2 separate regions of the Homo sapiens genome follow, and region 1 is linked to region 2. The links are chromatin loops, found by intact Hi-C in ENCODE. Cell type or tissue: heart right ventricle. All regions are shown on one strand. Links, peaks and the distances in the headings refer to the core of each region. The heading gives the core; the rest is flanking DNA. Region 1 overlaps LOC105376107 (a long non-coding RNA gene). Region 2 overlaps LOC105376107 (a long non-coding RNA gene).

Region 1 (9,373 bases), core at 2,295-4,794, 58 kb after region 2:
ATCTTTTTGCTTTACCATTTAGAGACAGATAAAAGGTAAATTATCTAATTCAGTATCAGCATACCTTTTCTGTAAAGGTCTCAAGAGTAAATATTTTAGGCTTTGTGGGCCATACAGTTTATGTAGCAGTTACTCAACTCTGCCATTATAGAGCAAAAGAGCTATAGACAAAGCTGTCTTTGTTCATTTTTTGTTGCTATAAAAAAAACCTGTGGTTAGGTAATTTGTAAAGAAAAAAGGTTTATTTGATTCATAGTTCTGATGGCTGGAAAGGTAAGGTTGGGCATCTGCATCTGGTGGGGGCTTCAGGCTGCTTCTACTCATGGCAGAAGGTGAGCTGGTGTGTGCAGAAATCACATAGTGGGAGGAAGAAAGAGAGAGAGGGGAGAGGTGCCAGGCTCTCTGTAACAACTAACTCACCCCCAAGTAAGAATCCACCCCCATGGCCCAAATACCTCCCATTAGGCTAGATCTCCAACACTGGGCATCAAATTTCAACAAGAAGTGCATGTGGGGTGGGGGTGGGGTTCAAACAACCAAACTATAGCAAATATATAAATAGGTGTGGCTGTGATTCAATAACATTTTATTCACAAAAACAGGTGGCAGGCCAGATTTGTTCCCTAGGCCATAGTTTGCCCACCTGATCTGACCTAATACTCATCTTCTAAAAGAGAAAGCAGTTTAATGTGTTTTGTGTTAGTAATTGTGATCAATTTTTACTCCTTTCTATAAATTCTGGAGAATAATTCTTTTCTATAGCCATTTCCTGTATAGTCCTGTCCCGTGATGACTCTGCTAGGCCAATGAAATATCAGCAAACATGATACAAGCAGAAGCTAAATAAACGTTGTGCATTAGCACTTACCTTTTCTGCCTACTGGGAACTCTTCTACCATTATGTGGAAAAGATTGGGCTAACCTCCTGGAAATTAAGAACATGAAGAGAGTACCCTGAGTTGCCCCAGCCATGGCTCAAATGCAACATTGAGCCTAGTTCAGTATCTGGTGGTACAGAGCCAAACCATCCCAGCAAATCCCAGCCCTAATTGCACATCCACAAAGAATAATGAACAAAGAAATGGTTGTTGTTTTCAACCATTATATTTTGGGTTTGACGGGTGGACCACCATAGGTAAACGCAATAGTAATCTGAGAGGGCAAAAACCCCCAAACACTCATTCTCAAACATATTTGCTCTGTCAGTATAACCAAAGCAAGAAATGAATGAGCTAAATAGTTAATTTGTGAATTTGTGGTTGTCTTCACAGTTAGTTCAGATAATTCCAAATTTCTAGACTGTCTTAATGGCAATTTGATTATTCCAATGTTTCTCTGAACATTCTGAATTTCTATGGGGACTATCTCAGATTCACTGAGTAATAAATAACAAATCTCTATTTTTCTTGATTAAAAAGATTCCATGATGATGATTCACAGAAAAACTAATAGAAATAACTAGTTTTTACAGGGATTTTCCTGACTGAGTTGTTTTTTGTTTGTTTGTTTGTTTTGTTTTTTGTTTATTTTTTTTTTGAGTTGGAGTATTGCTCTGTTGCCCAGGCTGGAGTGCAGTGACGTGATCTCAGCTCACTGAAAGCTCCACCTCCTGGGTTCATGCCATTCTCCTGCCTCAGCCTCCTGGGTAGCTGGGACTACAGGCGCCTGCCACCACACCTGGCTAATTTTTTGTATTTTTAGTAGAGATGGGGTTTCACCATGTTAGCCAGGATTGTCTCCATCTCCTGACCTCGTGATCTGCTTGCCTCAGCCTCCCAAAGTGCTAGGATTACAGGCGTGAGCCACCACACCCGGCCCTGACTGAGATTCTTACAAACTACTTTCCCTTGGTTCCCAAATACCAAATCCAAGTGAAGCTTTATTTAACAAGCTAATTGTCACGCTAAATGGTTAGTGCATAAATCACCAAATTAATAAATATCATGTTTCAAGCTTATGAAAATCCTGGATTCCAACTTTTTTTTATTCTATTATTATACTGTGTTATGCTCATAATAAGTTAAGGATTGCCAATATAGTTTTCTTAAGAGACAACCAAAGAAACAATTTTATGACTATTGATCACATAATTTTATAAACTTAATAATAAGTCTGGAAATATATGCAGCCAAAAAAACCATAGAATACATGTTTCACATTTGAAGTTTTCTTGAAAGAGGTTCAGAGGGCAAATTGAATTTTTCTCAGCATGTAAACACAAGCACAGGCTTTTACATGGAAAACCAGTTTTCCATAGCTGATTTGCAAAGGTCTGCAACAAGACTAAAAGTTTACCAGTTAGAATTAGTAAAATATGCCTATTAATGAATTTTAGGTTTTTCAAGATGTGAAGCCTTGGCATTTCGATTGAATTTCTGGATGTGTTTTCAGAGGTATATTGGTAAGCTATAGACTACACTGCACATGGTTCTTGGAAGACAGAGAATGCTTTCCACGTTAGGAATTGAGGAAGACAGAGAATTGCCTTCCACATAAGATCTTCCACATGAGGTCTTATGTTCTCTCGTCTGTTGAACACTTGGTTCATGCATAATCCTACAACATGTAGTTACTGTTTACTAACTTAAAAACACTGAATAAACCCTAAAGTATTCTGGGGAAGTGGGGTCTCTAAAGCTTGTGGAAAATAGACAAAGAAGGACTCTCCAAGAAACAGATAAGTTCAAAGGTAGCAAAGTTTCAAAAAGGATTTTGGGAGAAGATAAAGGACACTCAAATCAAAGAAATGTAGGTGGTAATAGGAACTTAGAAAGGCTTCATAACTGCACCTGGAGACCAGAGTAAGTATCCTTTCTGGAATAGAGAATGGGGGACATGATATAAGAGAAGGAACTCTCCATTTAAGGTGCCAAAACACATCTGAGAGGGTTGGGATCAGATTCCCCTGTCCTCTTGCCATACTAACCTGGCAATCCTGTGTTAGAAAGTAGTTAGGCATAATAAAACAAAGAAGCAAAACATGCTCCTCAACCACTAAGACATCCACTCCAGCTCTTATTTTTGCTAACCGTGCTGCTGCCTTCAACAACATATAGCCTATATAAATAATAAAACCTACCAGTTTGAAAATTACAGGGGACTTTGACTTACACCTTAGTTACCAGCTTGGCCGCAGTTGGGTAGAGCACCAAGAGAGCTCCTGGGGTCCCCATTTCCAGGCTTTGGCTCTTGGATGGCATTTCTGGACCTGCCCCAAACCACAAGGGAGCCTACTTCCCTTAACTGTGAGTCCCACAAGAGGAAGTATTCATCACAAGCTGACTGAAGGGGGCTTGGCCTTAAGGGAACATTAGCAAAAGCCTGGCAGTACTCCCCATGATCCTGTGGTGGCAGTGGCTATGGGTGAGGCTCCTCTGCCTTTGGAAAGGGGAAAGAAGAGTGAGAAAAACTGCATCTTGTGGTTTGAGTGGCAGCTCAGCCACAGTACAATAGAACCCAAGGCAGAATTTTGTATTAGGTTGTTCTTGCATTGCTATAAAGAAATATCTGACACTGGGCAATTTATTTTTTTAAAAAAGGCTTAATTGGTTCACAGTTCTGCAGGCAATACAAGCATGGCACCATCATTACTTGGCTTCTGGGAGTTCTCAGAGAGCTTTTACTCAGTGGGAAAGTAATGTGGGAGCAGGCACAACACATGGCGAAAGCAGGAGCAAGGGAAGAGGTGCCACATACTTTTAAACAACTAGATCTCACAAGAACTCACTATCATAGGAATAGCACCAAGGGATATTGCTAAACCATTCATGAGAAATCCACTCCCATGATCTAATCTCCTCCCATCAGGCCCCACCTCCAACATTGGGATTACAGTTCAACATGAGATTTGGGCAGGGACACATATCCAAACTATATCAACTTCTCAGGTTATAGACTGTAGTCCCCAGCTCCCAGACTGTACCTCTGGACCTGCCTGGGACTATCTCAAGGATATGTTACATCACAAAATAAGTCAAAACATTCAAAAACAATCTTGAGAAAATATCAAGTATCTTCTCTGACCACAATGGAATAAAACTAGAACTCAATCACAAGAGGAATTCTGAAAACTATACAAATATATGAAAACTAAGCAACATGCTTCTAAATAACCAGGGGGCCAATGAAGAAATTCAAAAGAAAATTGAAAAATTTCGTAAAGCAAATGAAAATGAAAACACAACATACCAAAACCTATGGGATACAGCAAACACATTACTAAGGGAAGTTTACACCTATAATTGCCTACATTAAATAAGAAAAAAAAGAATTTCAAGTGAACAACCTAATGATGCAACTTAAAGACCTAGAAAAGCAAAACCAAACCAAACCCCAAAATTAGTAGGAAAAAAATAGTAAAGATCATAGCAGAAATAAATAAAATTAAAATAAAAAAACAATACAAAAGATTAATGATAAACAAAAAGTTGGATTTTTGAGAAGTTAATCAAAATTGACAAAACATTAGCCAGACTATGAAAAAAAGAAAGAAGACACAAATAAATAAAATCAGAGATGAAAAAGTAGACATTAAAACTGTTACAGCAGAAATTCAAAGGATTATTAGTGGCTACTATGAACAACTATATGCAAATAAACGAGAAAATCCAGAATAAATGGATAAATTCCTGAACACACGCAACCCTGCCAAGATTGAATAATGAAGAAATCCAAAACCTGACTAGACCAATAACAAGTAACAATATCAAAGCCGTAATAAAAAGTTTCCCAGGAAAGAAAAGCCTGGCACCTGACGGCTTCAGTCCTGAATTCTACCAAATATTTAAGAAGAACTAATCCTACTCAAACTGTTCCAAGAAATGGAGGAGGAGGGAACACTTCCAAACTCATTCTGCAAGGAGAGTATTACCCTGATACAAAAACCAGACAAACATCAAAAAAGGAAATTACAGGCACATATCTCTGATAAATATTGATTCAAAAATCATCAACAAAATGCTAACAAACCTAATTCAACAATACATTAAAAAAGATCATTCATCATGACCAAGTAGGATTTACCCCAAGGATGCAAGGATTGTTCAACATATGCAAATCAATCAATGTGATACATCCTATCAACAGAATGAATGATAAAAAACATATGACCATTTCAATTGATGCTGAAAAGGCATTTGATAAAACTTAATATCCCTTCATGATAAAATCTCTCAAAAAACTGGGCATAGAAGAAATACACTTCAACATATAAAAGCCATATATAAGAAACCCACAGCTAGTATCACACTGAATGAAGAAAAACTGAAAAGCTTTCCTCTAAAATCTGGAACAAAATAAGGATGCCCACTTTCACCACTGTTATTCAACACAGTGCTGGAAGTCCTAGCAAGAGCAATCAGACAAGAGAAAGAAATAAAAGGCATCCAAACTGGAATGAAAAATGTCAAATTATCCCTGTTTGCAGATTATATAATCTTATAATTGGAAAAACCTAAAGATTCCTCCAAGAAACTATTAGAACTGATAAATTCAGTAAAGTTGCAGAATACAAAATCAACATGCAAAAATTGGTAGCGTATCTATATGCCTATAGCAAACCATCTGAAAGAGAAATCAAAAAAGTAATCTCATTTACAATAGCCACAAATAAAATTAAATACCTAGGAATTAATTTTACTTTCACTTTAAGTATAACATCTCTATAAAAAAAACTTTTAAACACTGATATAAGGAATTGAAGAAGACACACAAAAAATGGAAAGATATTCCATGTTGATGGATTGGAAAGAACAATATTATTAAAATGTCCATATTACCCAAAGCAATCTACGGATTCAATGCACTCCCTATGAAATACCAATTACATTCTTCACAGGAACTGAAAAAGCAATCCTAAAATTTGTATGTAACAAAAAAAGGATCTAGCACAGCCAAAGCTATCCTAAGCAAAAAGACCAAAATTGGAAAAATCACATTACCCAATTTTAAATTATAATACAGAGCTATAGTAACCGAAACAGCATAATGCTGCCATAAAAACAGACACATAGACCGATAGAACATAATAGAGAACACAGAAACAAATCCATTTACCTACACATTAAATGCATTTTTAAACAAAAGTGCCAAGAACATACACTGGAGAAAAGAGAATCTCTCCAATAAATGGTGCTGGGAAAACTGGATATCCATATGCAAATGAATGAAACTAGACCCTTATCTAGTGCCACACACAAACACAAATGAAAATATGGATTAAAGACTTAAAACTAAGACCTCAAACTATGAGACTACTACAAGAAAACATTAGGGAAATTTTCAAAGACATTGGTTTGGGCAAACATTTCTTGAATAATACCCACAAGCACAGGGAAACAAAGCAAAAATAGACCAATGGAATCACATTAAGTTAAAGAGCTTCTGCACAGCAAAGGAAACAACAAAGATGTGAAGAGACAATCCATCAAATGGGAGAAAATATTTGCAAACTACCCATCTGGCAAGGGATTAATAAACAATATATAAAGGGCTTAAACAATTCCAGAGGAAAAAAAATCTAATAATCTGAATATTCCATCACTATTTTTCATAAAAGTGAAATGCTGTAAATAATCTTATTTTTAAATGGGCAAAAGATTTGAATCAACATTTCTCAAAAAAAGACTTACAAATGGCAAACGGGCATAAGAAAAGGGGCTCAACATCATTGATCATCAGAGAAACACAAATCATAATAAAATGAGATATCAAAACACCCCAGTTAAAATGGCTTTTATCCGAAAGACAGGCAATAACAAATGGGGAAGAGGATGTGGAAAAAAGAGAACCCTCCTACAATACTAGTGGGAATATAAATTAGTACAAACACTATGGGGAACAGTTCAGAGGCTCCCCAAAAAAAACTAAAACTAGAGCTACCATATGATCCAGCAGTCCTACCTCCGGGTATATACCTAAAAGAAAGAACGTCCATATATTAAAGAGATAGCTTAACTCCCATATTTATTCCAGCACTATTCACAATAGCCAATATTTGGAAGCAATCTAAGTATCCATCAACAGATGAATAAATAAAGAAAGTGATGGTACATATACATAATGGAGTACTATTCAGCCATAAAAAATAATGAGATCCTGTCATCTACAACAACATGGATGGATGGTCATTATGTTAAGTGAATTAAGCCAGGCACAGAAAGACAATAATTGCATGTTCTCACTTATTTGTGGAAGATATAAATTAATACAATTAAACTCATGAACATAGAGCAGAAGCATTGTTACCAGAGGCTGGGGAGCATAGTCAGGGAGTGGGGGAACCGAGTTGGGGCTGGGTGATGGTTAATGGGTATAAAAAATAGTTAGAAAAAATAAATAAGACCTACCCTTTGGTGGCTGTCAAGATGACCAAATAGGAACAGCTCTGGTCTGCAGCTCCCAAGGAAATCAACGCAGAAGGCGGGTGATTTCTGCATTTCCAACTGAGGTACCCGGCTCATCTCACTGGGACTCGGTAGGCAGTGGGTGCAGCCCACAGAAGGTGAGCTGAAGCAGGATGGGGTGTCACCTCACCTGAGAAGCAAAAGGGGTCGCAGAACTCCCTTCCCTGCCAAGGGAAGCCATGTGGGACTGTGTTGTGAGGGATGGTGCATTCTGGCCCAGATACTACGCTTTTCCCAAGGTTGTTGCAACCCACAGACCAAGAGATTCCCTCAGGTGCCTACACCACCAGGGACCTGGGTGTTGAGCACAAAAGTGGGCAGCCATTTGGTGAGACACCAAGATAACTGAAGGAGTTTTTATTTCATACCCCAGTGATGTCTGGAACACCAGCGAGAGAGAACCATTCACTCCCCTGAAAAGGAGGCTGAAGCCAGGGGGCCAAGTGGTCAAAATCAGTAGATCCCAACCCCATGGAACCAAGCAAGCTAAGATCCACTGATTTAAAATTCTCACTGCCAGCACAGCAGTCTGAATTCAACCTGGGACACTGGAACTTGATGAGGGGGGAGGGGCATCCACCATTAGGAGGCTTCAGTAGGCGGTTTTCCCCTCACAGTGTAAAGAAAGCCACAAGGAAGTTCAAACTGGGTGGAGCCCACTGCAGCTGGGCATAGCCACTGTAGCCAGACTGCCTGTCTAGATTCCTCCCCTCTGAGGACAGCATCTCTGAAAGAAAGGCAGCAACCCCAGTAAGGGGCTTATAAATAAAACTCCCATCTCCCTGGGACAGAGCACCTAGGGGAAGGGGCGTTTGTGGGCACAGCTTCAGCAGACTTAAAGGTTCCTGCTGGCCAGATCTGAAGACAGCAGCAGATCTCCTAGCACAGAGCTCGAGCTCTACTAAGGGACAGACTGCCTCCTCAAGTGGCTCCCTGACCCTCGTGCCTGCTGACTGGGAGACACCTCCCAGCAGGGGTCAAGAGACACCTCATGGAGGGGAAATCTGGCTAGTATCTGGTGAGTGCCCTTCTGGGACAAAGCTTCCAGGGGAAGGCACAGGCAGCAATCTTTGTTTTGCAGCCTCTGCTGGTGATACCCAGGCAAACAGGGTCTGGAGTGAACGTCCAGCAAAACCCAGCAGACCTGCAGCAGAGGGGCCTGACTGTTAGAAGGAAAACTAACAAAAAGAAAGAAATAGCATCAACATCAACAAAAAGGACATCCGCACGAAAACCCTATCCGAAGGTCACCAACATCCAAGACCAAAGGTAGATAAATCCACAAAGATGAGGAAAAACTGGCGCAAAAAGGCTGAAAATTCCAAAACCCAAAACTCCTCTTCCCCTCAAAAGGATCACAACGCCTTGCCAGCAAGGGAACAAAACTGGACGGAGAATGAGTCTAATGAAATGACAGAAGTAGGCTTCAGAAAGTGGGTGAAAACAAACTCCTCCAAGCTAAAGGAACATGTTCTAACCCAGAGCAAGGAAGCTAAGAACTTTGAAAAAGGGTTAGAGGAATTGCTAAATAGAATAAGCAGTTTAGAGAAGAACATAAATGACTTAATGGAGCTGAAAAACAGCACGAGAATTCGTGAAGCATACACAAGTATCACTAGCTGAATTGATCAAGCAGAAGAAATGATATCAGAGATTGAAGATCACCTTAATGAAATAAAGCCTGAAGACAAAATTAGAGAAAAAAGAATGAAAAGGAATGAAGAAAGCCTCCAAGAAATATGGGACTATGTGAAAAGACCAAACCTATGTTTGATTGCTGTACCTGAGAGTGACTGAGAGAATGAAACCAAGTTGGAAAACACTCTTCAGGATATTATCCAGGAGAACTTTCCCAACCTACCAAGACAGGTCAACATTCAGATTCAGGAAATACAGAGAACACCACAAAAATACTCCTCGAGATGAGCAACCCCAAGCCACATAATCGGCAGATTCACCAAGGTTGAAAT
Region 2 (9,373 bases), core at 3,710-6,209:
TCCTGCTTGGATGTTATACTGGATTCTTTAAGAGTCAACACTGATGTCAAAAAAGAGAATTTGACATTAAAACATAAGATCTTCTGTTGTATTTCATTTATCTTGTACATATCAGGAGTGAGGGGTAAAATTAACTGTAATTTCAAACTTCTCTTCCAAGAGAGAAGAAAGATATTTTACTGGTAAAAATAAATTCTGAATGCTTAGAGCCTACTTTGCACACTAATAAAAAATCAAATGAAAAAAAGCAATTTGATTAAATTATGTGTGCCTTTTCCTATGCCAATGGAGCTTAACTAAGCAAACAGAAGCAGTGAAGTAAATCAATGTTGGTTTATTAAAGATCAGAATTCAATATCTCAATGGTTGAGGGGCTTATGCACCAGAGTGCTCACTGTTTAGCTTTTCTTTGCAAAGAAAGTAAACATGGCGGTACCAAGGAGAAACTTGTTCAGAGAATGACACTGACAAGCCAGGTTTCTCAAGGTGGAGGACCCTTGTGGCTCTCAGTAGATATTTTTAAGACAGAATATAAAATTTATCCTAATGTCTCACATTTCAGCTCCTCTTCAAAAATATTTAACATTTTCTAAAAATTATTATTTCCTTAACATTTGCATTTTTCATCAGTGAAAGCAACTTTCACCTCCCAATTAAGAAATGAAAACTGAAATGCTTTCACCTGTTCTCATACGGCTTACCAAATATTTGGTGAAGAAGTCAGAGATTAATTTCTCATTCAGATCCATCCTACAATGAAGTCATAAATAATAGTAAATTTGTAACATCACATTAATCTCCATGGCAACAGGCTTACTGCGCAAACAGAGGATTATGACTTCACAAGAGAATCAAACAGAGGGAGAGAGTGGGTTGCAAAGAAGAAAGCTCATTTTCAAACTCATATAATCTACAGTAATTGCACTGGGAATACAGGCAAAGCCTAGCAAAGCAAATTGCTTTTCATAGAAATATTTTTTTTTTCAAGTTTGTTCCACAATGAAAATCTCTCTAAATTGCACGGAGTGTTGGACATAAAGCAATTTTAATACATAGCCAATGTGAGACAAGCAATCTGGGATGTAAAGGTTTGAACTGAGACTGACAGCATCATGAGAAAAACACTATGCTTCCAAAACAGCACTATGTAGGACTGAACAAAAACAAAATACAGAAATGCTACTAATGTGTTTACTATCCACGCATCTAACATTTGTAAAGGAATCGGCCTCTTTATCTTTCCCTTCCCATTTTACACTCTCTCAAACACATTCTATAAAAATTATACTTCCTTTTTTGGAATCATTTCCACTTTGGAGAAGTTGCAATACTCTTATACCTAAATAACATCCTTGGGAATTATTCATATGCAAATTAGGTTAAAACATTTCTCCAACTATTCTTTCCTCCAACTGGTATTCTTTCCTGTAATCTCCTTTCCTTGTTAAAAGAAAAATCCTGCTCACAGTAAGCCTAGAGCTTTTACAGAAGTCTATACTCAGGCAATAGTGCTGAGATTTTTCTAAGATAAGAAATTAAAAGCCACAACTCCAATAAAGCAGGGAGTCTGGGTTATACATTATTGGTTGTTATTGTTGTTTTTGAGTTGAGTTATGCTTTGTACCGTTTTGTTTGGCTTGCTTTTCTAATAAAGTGGGAAAGTCTTTAAGAAAATAAGAAAAATAAACCACGTGAACTAAAATGATCTGTCAGTGATACTCGGGAAAAGGGAGGGTTAAAATAATAATTTAACTAGAGGCCAAAAGATTACAAACTCTTCTAAGTCTTCTAATATTTATATTGACATAGGGCATGAGTATTCTAAAAAGCAGCCTATTGTGAAACAGTCAAGACTTCTTGCAGTATTTTCATGGAATATCCCCCTAAATTCCCATCTGCCTGTGCAGAAGGCCAAAGACGACATACAACGTATGATTAAGGATAACTGAGTGTTCAAACTACTTTGGAGTTGGCAAGGAGCGGAGTTCATTAATGGTTGAATTAAATGGTTGAATTAAATATTTGAGGCAAATGGTTGAATTAAATATTTGAGGCAAGAAAATGATCTGACCAAGTCCTCAGAAAACATTATACCAAGTTGAATGACTTGAGCCTTTTACATGTTTGAAGTCAAACAGAATACCAAGTTCTTGAGGCTCTTATAACTAGATGGACATTGACTGATAATGCCACAGCATATGCTGTATTTTCTTTCCAATATCTAGTTGATATTACACTTTCAGAAGAGACAGCATCTAATCGTTCCTCTTCCACCTTCCTACCTGCCTTTAAGATACACCTAAGTGGACAAATATAGGGTTGACTTAATCAATTTGGTGCCAATTTCATAACATTCTCTTGAGTCAAGATCAAAGTAGAAATATGGATTTTGTTGTGTTTTAATAAGCATCAGAAAGAGTGAGACTACAATTCTTTCCAGACCCTCTTTAGCCAACTTCCGGAAAGTCTCCCTTTTACTTTTTTAAACCTTCCTGGCCTTTCCCAGAAGTTTTTCAAGGTTGAGTTAGAGACAAAAACTGAAAAGATTCAGTTCCAATGGCTTCTTTTCTGACATCCACACTCAGTTTGCTCGTCTTTATCACTGTGGACAAGAATAATTGCTTAGGAAAAAAAATCAAATTAGGACCCAAATTAAAAATATATTTATAAACAGTAATTACACTGTGCGAATAGTTTCAAGAAACTTGAGTAACATAGGTAAATATTTAACCTATAAAATAGTCCCTTTTAGTCAATATTTGAATAAATTCAACTTATTTAACAGTATTATTAATATTGAAAGGAATAATAGAAAAAAATAACCATAACTACTTCTTTTGGGCATTTATCTGTCATAACCAGATTTTGTGCTATGTACTTTTTATGCATTACATCAAGTAATCCTCATCCCAATCTTAAAGAGTTGATGGGTATTAAGAGTTCCATTTTATAGATGAGGACATTAATGCCCAAATAGATTAATAATCTCAAGTTTACAGAATTCATAAATGATAGAATTAGGATTAACTCATCTCGTATAATTTATTTTCTTTTCAGTGACTTCTGCTTATAAAGTTTCTGCAGCATAATACCAAACCAGAAGACAATTAAATCTGAAAAAGACAGCAACTTTGTCAGATGGGCTTTAAAAAGATCTGAAACTCTGAGGCTGATCTATATATATAATATGTGTGTGTATGCACATACACACATACACTCACATATATACATATACACATATATACATGACATATCGTGTGTGTGTGTATTTATGTGCATGTGTATACACACATATACTCATATACACATGAGTATATGCATGTGTATACACACATATACTCATATACACATATACTCATGTGTATACACACACATACTCATGTGTATATATATGCACATACATACACGTACATATATCACATGATGTGTCATGTATATATGTGTATGCATATATGTGTATAAGTGTGTATGTACACACACACAGAGACATACACACATATCAGCCAATAAATACTTCACACCTCAAGGGCAAAGAGGTATGACTACCCTTCTCCAATCCCATCTTCCCTATTGCTTAAGAGACCTTTCTGTGAATTCTTTCTTGTTCCCATTCTGCCCTTATAGTTGCTGAGAGAAGAGAAAATGAAGATAAACAGCAGGGCCAGAATTTAAGAGTCTGCTGCTCTTCAAATTCTCACAATGAAAATCCTTGGAGAGCCCTTGAAATATTTAGATATCTCAATGGCAAAAAAAAAAAAAAACCAAAAAAACAGATCAACATATCAAATTTGAGTGCAGCTTAAAGGCCAATGAAATGATTCCAAATCCTACTTGCCAAAGCAAAATGTATTTTATTAAAAAAAATGGTCAAGCTTTATTTGATAGCTTTTAAAACTAGTTTTGATCATTCAAATAATGCCTCCAAAGGAAACTAAATTAAAATTGTGACTTAAATGTTAACATTTTTCATAGCAAGTATATTAATTTGAGGTAGGCTAGATTTATGGCATAGTTTGTAATCTTATGTGTTATATGCATGCCTTGTCATTCATAAAGGCTACTTGAATAATCTATGCATAAGGTATATTTATGCTCTTTTAATGGAACTTGAAACATTACCATTTGAAATTATTATTTAGATTTATATTTAAAGTATCTTCATTTGTAACATTTTATTGGTTACAGGACTAATTAGATGTGGTGACCTTGGTCAGGAATATAAGCTTAGTTATGATGCTACTCTATGCTAGCCAGCTAGCTAGCTTATTGGTGATAGAGGGTCCATTTTAAGACAATATCACTTGAAACTTTTCCTGTTCAAATATTAGAAATGCCTTGGGTTACAAAGAGCAATAGCTTTAGGTGAAGGTTAAACAAGTCAATTAAGACCAAGCCTATATCTGCTTTATCCGTGAACAAGGCTTTGTTGTTAATAACAAAACAACAGTGAAGCTGGTGAAAGGTTAGGGGATAATGGGGAGTGGGTCAAGGGAAATACTAATTTACTGGGAAAGCTCCAATAAATGTTGGCCTCACAGAGTGCTGTTTTCAGGTTGATAATGATTTTTTAAAATTTCTTTTCATCAGTATCATATTGGATCTCAGGAGAGAAGAAATACTGGATCTTTTTTCCCAAGACGTATGAGAGAAAATAGGAAAATAAAGACAATGGAAGACCAGTTCTCGAGATCATTTTCAATCTGGCTTTGCCTATCTGTCTGTGGTCCTCAACACGGCATCAGTATACTTCTCTCCATCTGCAACTTTACCAGAACAACATAATAATGCTACCATTAATACTTTGTCCAAGACACTGTGCTAAATTAGCAATAAATATATATTTACTTTAATCTCCACAGAAACCTGATGATTGGTTGTAATTATCCTCATTTCACAGATGATAAAATAGAGGCTGAGAGGCAATTATTAGCTTGCAAAGGTCCTAGTAAGGCCAGTTGTCCACTACACTACCCTGCTTCCACAGCATCCCAAAGCCCTTGAATCTTGTAAACTTCTTGTACATTTGCTATAATCAACTGTTGATAAGGAGAGGTTTTAGCCAAAGGAGGCAAGTTTTACAAATCTGAGAACAATACAAATGACTGAGTAAAATGGTTAAATCATCAAATCCCAAATTGCTACCTTCAGATTGCTGTGATTCTTGAGCTAAAATAGTTTTGCAGAGGGGGGACTCTTAAGCTAAAACCCAAATAGGAAATTTTACTTTTTCCAAAGGAACCCTGGGAATATAGCCCTTCTACCACCCTATGGTAGGAGAGCAAGTGAGACAGCAAGACTAAGAGTGAGAGCAAGTGAAAGAGAAAGGATGCGTGCCAGGGTACCTTGGAATGATAGCATATCTTATAATGTACATTACATGTTCACCATGCTCTGTCCATTAGAGGATGGCTAACCTCTTTGCTTCCAGCTTTACCAAAGGCTGTGTAGTAATACAGAGAAACAAAAATAGCAGAGGCTATAGAAATGACCAAAACAACTGTAAACATATTAAAGTCTCAGAACTATGGCTTTATTATTGCAAACTGTTGCATGTTCCAGCTCCTGTGGCCCATGTTCATAAAAGCAAACATAATGCAAGCAATACAAATAATACTATTTATAAAAGAGTATTGATATGGGAATATGCTAAGTAAAAGAAAGCAAGCTACAAAATAATGTGATTTCTATTTTTAATCCACACACACACAAATATTTGTACATACATAGAAAGTGAAGTACATATACTAATGTGTTAAAGGACTTTTGATAAAGCAGGAAGATTTTTTTTGTTTGAGCATTAGAACTTTCTTCATTTTCCAGTGTTTAAACACTGAACATTTGATTTTTTTAAAAAGTATTAAATGAAATATTCACCTAAAGACATAGGTAGATTATAACAATTCAGTGTTTAATACCTAAACAACAAACAAATGCAGGACATGAACCCAATGCAGAGCACAGACGAAAATTAGCAAGTAACGTAAGAAAAGGATAAAGAAATAAGAGAAGATCTAAACAGATCAAAGAGGAAGACATTTCTGTAAATGTAATCTAGCTAAATATTTCATTATTCCCTTAAGAGGAGGAATGAATTAAAGACCCAAACCGTGGATTGAGCAACATGATGGACTAGAAGCCCCTATTGCCTATGCCCTCCCCACAAAGACAGCCAAAACAATGAATAACAAATTACATTTTGATGACAATAACTAGAATGTTGAGGTACACTAAAAAAGTAACAGAAACGCTGGTAAGCAAAGAAACTTAGGATAGCCACATAGAGAACAGAAGGAAATACCTGGCCTCTACCTCCCATTCTCCAGCCAGGATCAGCTGGGGACCAGAAGGAATTTCTCCTTGTAGGGAAAAGGCAAACAAGAAGATTCCAGCAGCCCCCATCAACAATACCTAAAGTCATTCACCACTGGGGACTCCTGCAGTCCTCACAAGCACTAAGCCCAGTTGAAGGAGCTGCCTGGATTCCATATAGCTGTGCTTCCCCGAGAGAAGGAGCTGACATCATGTTCCAGCTCCTGTGGCCCATGTAGCTACTTTACTGTACCTTCACAGAACTAGAACTACTGTTGGAGTATCTTATTGTGGGGACAAGTGGCCACAGCACCCTTTCCCCTGACACTAACCACCACCAAACCACTCCCACTCAGTGACTCAACATCCCCAAGCAGAGCTGGGAGCAGCTGTTACGCCCTTCCCTGTGCGGCCAAGCAGTGGCAGAACCACTCCGCCTACCCTTCACAGTTGTGGCTGTGCCCTACTCCCTCACACTGGAGCTGAAACTTTGCACTCCCTCCTGGAGAAATGGTGCTTGACAGAGCAGTTCCATCAACCCTTTCCTAGTCACTGCTATGTCCTGACCCTAGGGGCCTGAGCTTAATCTGTACACTGCCTCCTGAGGAAACTATGCCTTCTCAGAATAGCTCTGAAAGCTCCTTCCAATCACCCCTGCGCCCAGTCCCATTAGACTGAAGCTGAAGCTGTATACTGCCTCCTAGGGAAATGGTGCTTTGGTGGAGCAGCTCTGCATATACTTCTCAGTTCTACACCTGCCCTCCTGTACTAGGGCTGAAGCAACACTTGGCATCCTAGGAATAGTGCTTTGGCCACCCAGAGGAGTTGCATCTTTCTGTGCCTGAGTGGAAGTGGTACCCTGCCCCTTAAGAAAGCTATATATTGGTTGCCCAGAGCAGTCATGCCTTCCCAGTGCCTAATTTGAAGCAGCACCTTACTTCCTGAAAAACAGTGCCTAAGTCATCCAGAGTGGTAATGTACCCCAGTATCTAAACTGAAGCAGCACCCTGCATCCCGAGGAAACAGTGCCTGGTCCATCTAGAGCAATCACACACCCCAGGCCTGAGCTAAAGTAGCACATTATCCCCTGGGGAATCAGTGCTTTGGCTGAGCTGAACAAATCCATATCCCTGGGCTGAGCTGACATATCACCCTACACCCTAGGGAAGAAAAGCAGTGGATGAGCTAAGACACCCTATCCTACAGGCCAAATAATTTTAGTACCTTGCTTCCTGGAGCAGAATTAGCCCTCTAGAATCTGAATTGCTCAGATATTCCTCTCCTGGGGGAGTTGAGTCATTGATGTGCTGCTCCCTGACCCCCAGGGATCAAATGACAGCCATTTGGTCGGCCATTCTGTGCTCTGCCATTCTGAGGTATTCACTACCACTGCGCCTAGCCTCATATAATCTGAGATACTGCTAAGTCCTACCATCCTGAAGTCATGGTGCCTCATCCCCTAAGGCCTGAGTTGCCCTATTAGCTTTGGTTTCCAAAATGCTGCCATATCCCGCTTCCTGGGCCTAAACCTCCTGGAGGTTTGGAGAGCATCCCTTCTTCCTAAAAAAGAGCCAGTGCTGTACCCTGCTCCCCAAGGATGGAATCACAACTAAAACCCAGCCCCCAAGGCCCAAGTTTTAAGGGATGTTTCAGAGTCACTGATCCTGCATCTGTGGGCAATCAACATCAACATCCAACCCTGCCACAGAAAGTGAACCTGTAACCCCAAGATCCAAGTGTCACAATATGTTGACGAGACCCTGAACCTAGAACCCTAGGTCCAAAGCCACTGAGCACCTGCATCTGGAACCCAATGGCACTGCAACTGCTTGTAGGCTGTGTCAGACCCAATACCAAGAGGGATCCCCTAAGCTAAGTCTCCCTATTATGGGGAAAACAAGAATAGAAACCTTTGGCCATCAAGAACATTAACAAACTACACCACCACTGCTGTGTCACAAAATTCTATAGCCTTGGTCACTGAGGCACTCACAATTATCACTGGAATTGGTCACAGATGAAGCTGCACAGAGACTATGCCACTACATCTATTCAGAACCAGAGTCACTACACCCTTCTCAACCAGAATACAAGGCCCCAAATGCAGGTGAAAGTCTTCCCCTACCAAAGCCACTATAAAATTTGAAAGAGGTGATTGTTCCACCATATAAACAGATATCAACAGAGAGACACGGGAAATATTAAAAAAAAAAACAAATAAAACACCACCAAAAGAACACAATAACACTCCAGTAGCAGACAACAACAAAAAAAAAAAAAAAAAAAAAAAAAAAAGAAAATCTACAAATTGCAAGAAAAGAAATTTGAAATTATAATGTAAAGGAAAAAGCTCAGGAAAACAATTTACAATATAAATGAGAAATTTCACAAAGAGATGGAAATCATAAAAAAGAACCAAATGGATATCATGCAGCTGAAGAAATCAATTAATAAAAGATACAATAAAGAGCATCAATAGCAGGCTAGATAAAGCAGAAGAAAGAATCTCTGAACTTGAAACATGTCATTTGAAATTATTCAGTCAGATTTTTAAAAAGTAAAAATGAAAAAGAATGAAGAAATCCTGCAGGACTTATGGAACACCATTAAGCAAATAAATATTTGCATTATGGCATTAGAAAAGGAGAAGAGATGGGAAAAGGTGTGGAAAACCTAGATGTTTAATTATATAATAGCTGAAAACTTTCCATGTCTTTCCCATATGGAAGAGATATGTATATCCATATCCAGAAAGCTCAAATGTACCAAATAGAGTCAACACAAAAAGATCCTCTCTGAGGCACAACATAGCCAAATTGTCAAAAGCCAAAGAAAAATAGAGAATTCTAAAAACAAAAGCATGAAGTCACATATAAGGGAATCCCAACTGGACTAATAGATTTCTCAGCAGAAAATTTACCGGCCAGGAGAATCAGATTATATATTCAAAGTACAGAAAGAAAAATAAATTTGTTGGTCAAGAATACTATACCCAGTGAAGTGATCTGTCAGAACTGAGAAGGAAATGAAGTATTTCCCAGACAAGCAAAAACTGAGAAAATCG

The links. A loop is a pair of places that touch in the nucleus more often than their neighbours do. Peaks named below come from ENCODE experiments on the same cell type or tissue, not always from the same donor. Only the 100,000 strongest peaks of a DNase experiment are listed, where the experiment ranks them.
Region 1: it touches region 2 in a loop (4-fold over the local background); 2 of 110 quality-filtered maps call a loop at or near these places.

What each region holds. Positions count from the first base shown.
Region 1 is chr9:82,241,444-82,250,816 of GRCh38, reverse strand. All of the region lies in intron 1 of LOC105376107 (a long non-coding RNA gene), which reads right to left. Among named protein-coding and RNA genes, the nearest start is that of SPATA31D1, 260 kb to the right of the region's middle. In heart right ventricle, for the core only: no CTCF peak of the experiment used is centred there; a DNase peak (open chromatin) is centred at 3,258.
Region 2 is chr9:82,300,494-82,309,866 of GRCh38, reverse strand. The region is part of intron 4 of LOC105376107 (a long non-coding RNA gene); the gene reads right to left. Among named protein-coding and RNA genes, the nearest start is that of SPATA31D1, 320 kb to the right of the region's middle. In heart right ventricle, for the core only: no CTCF peak of the experiment used is centred there; no DNase peak of the experiment used is centred there.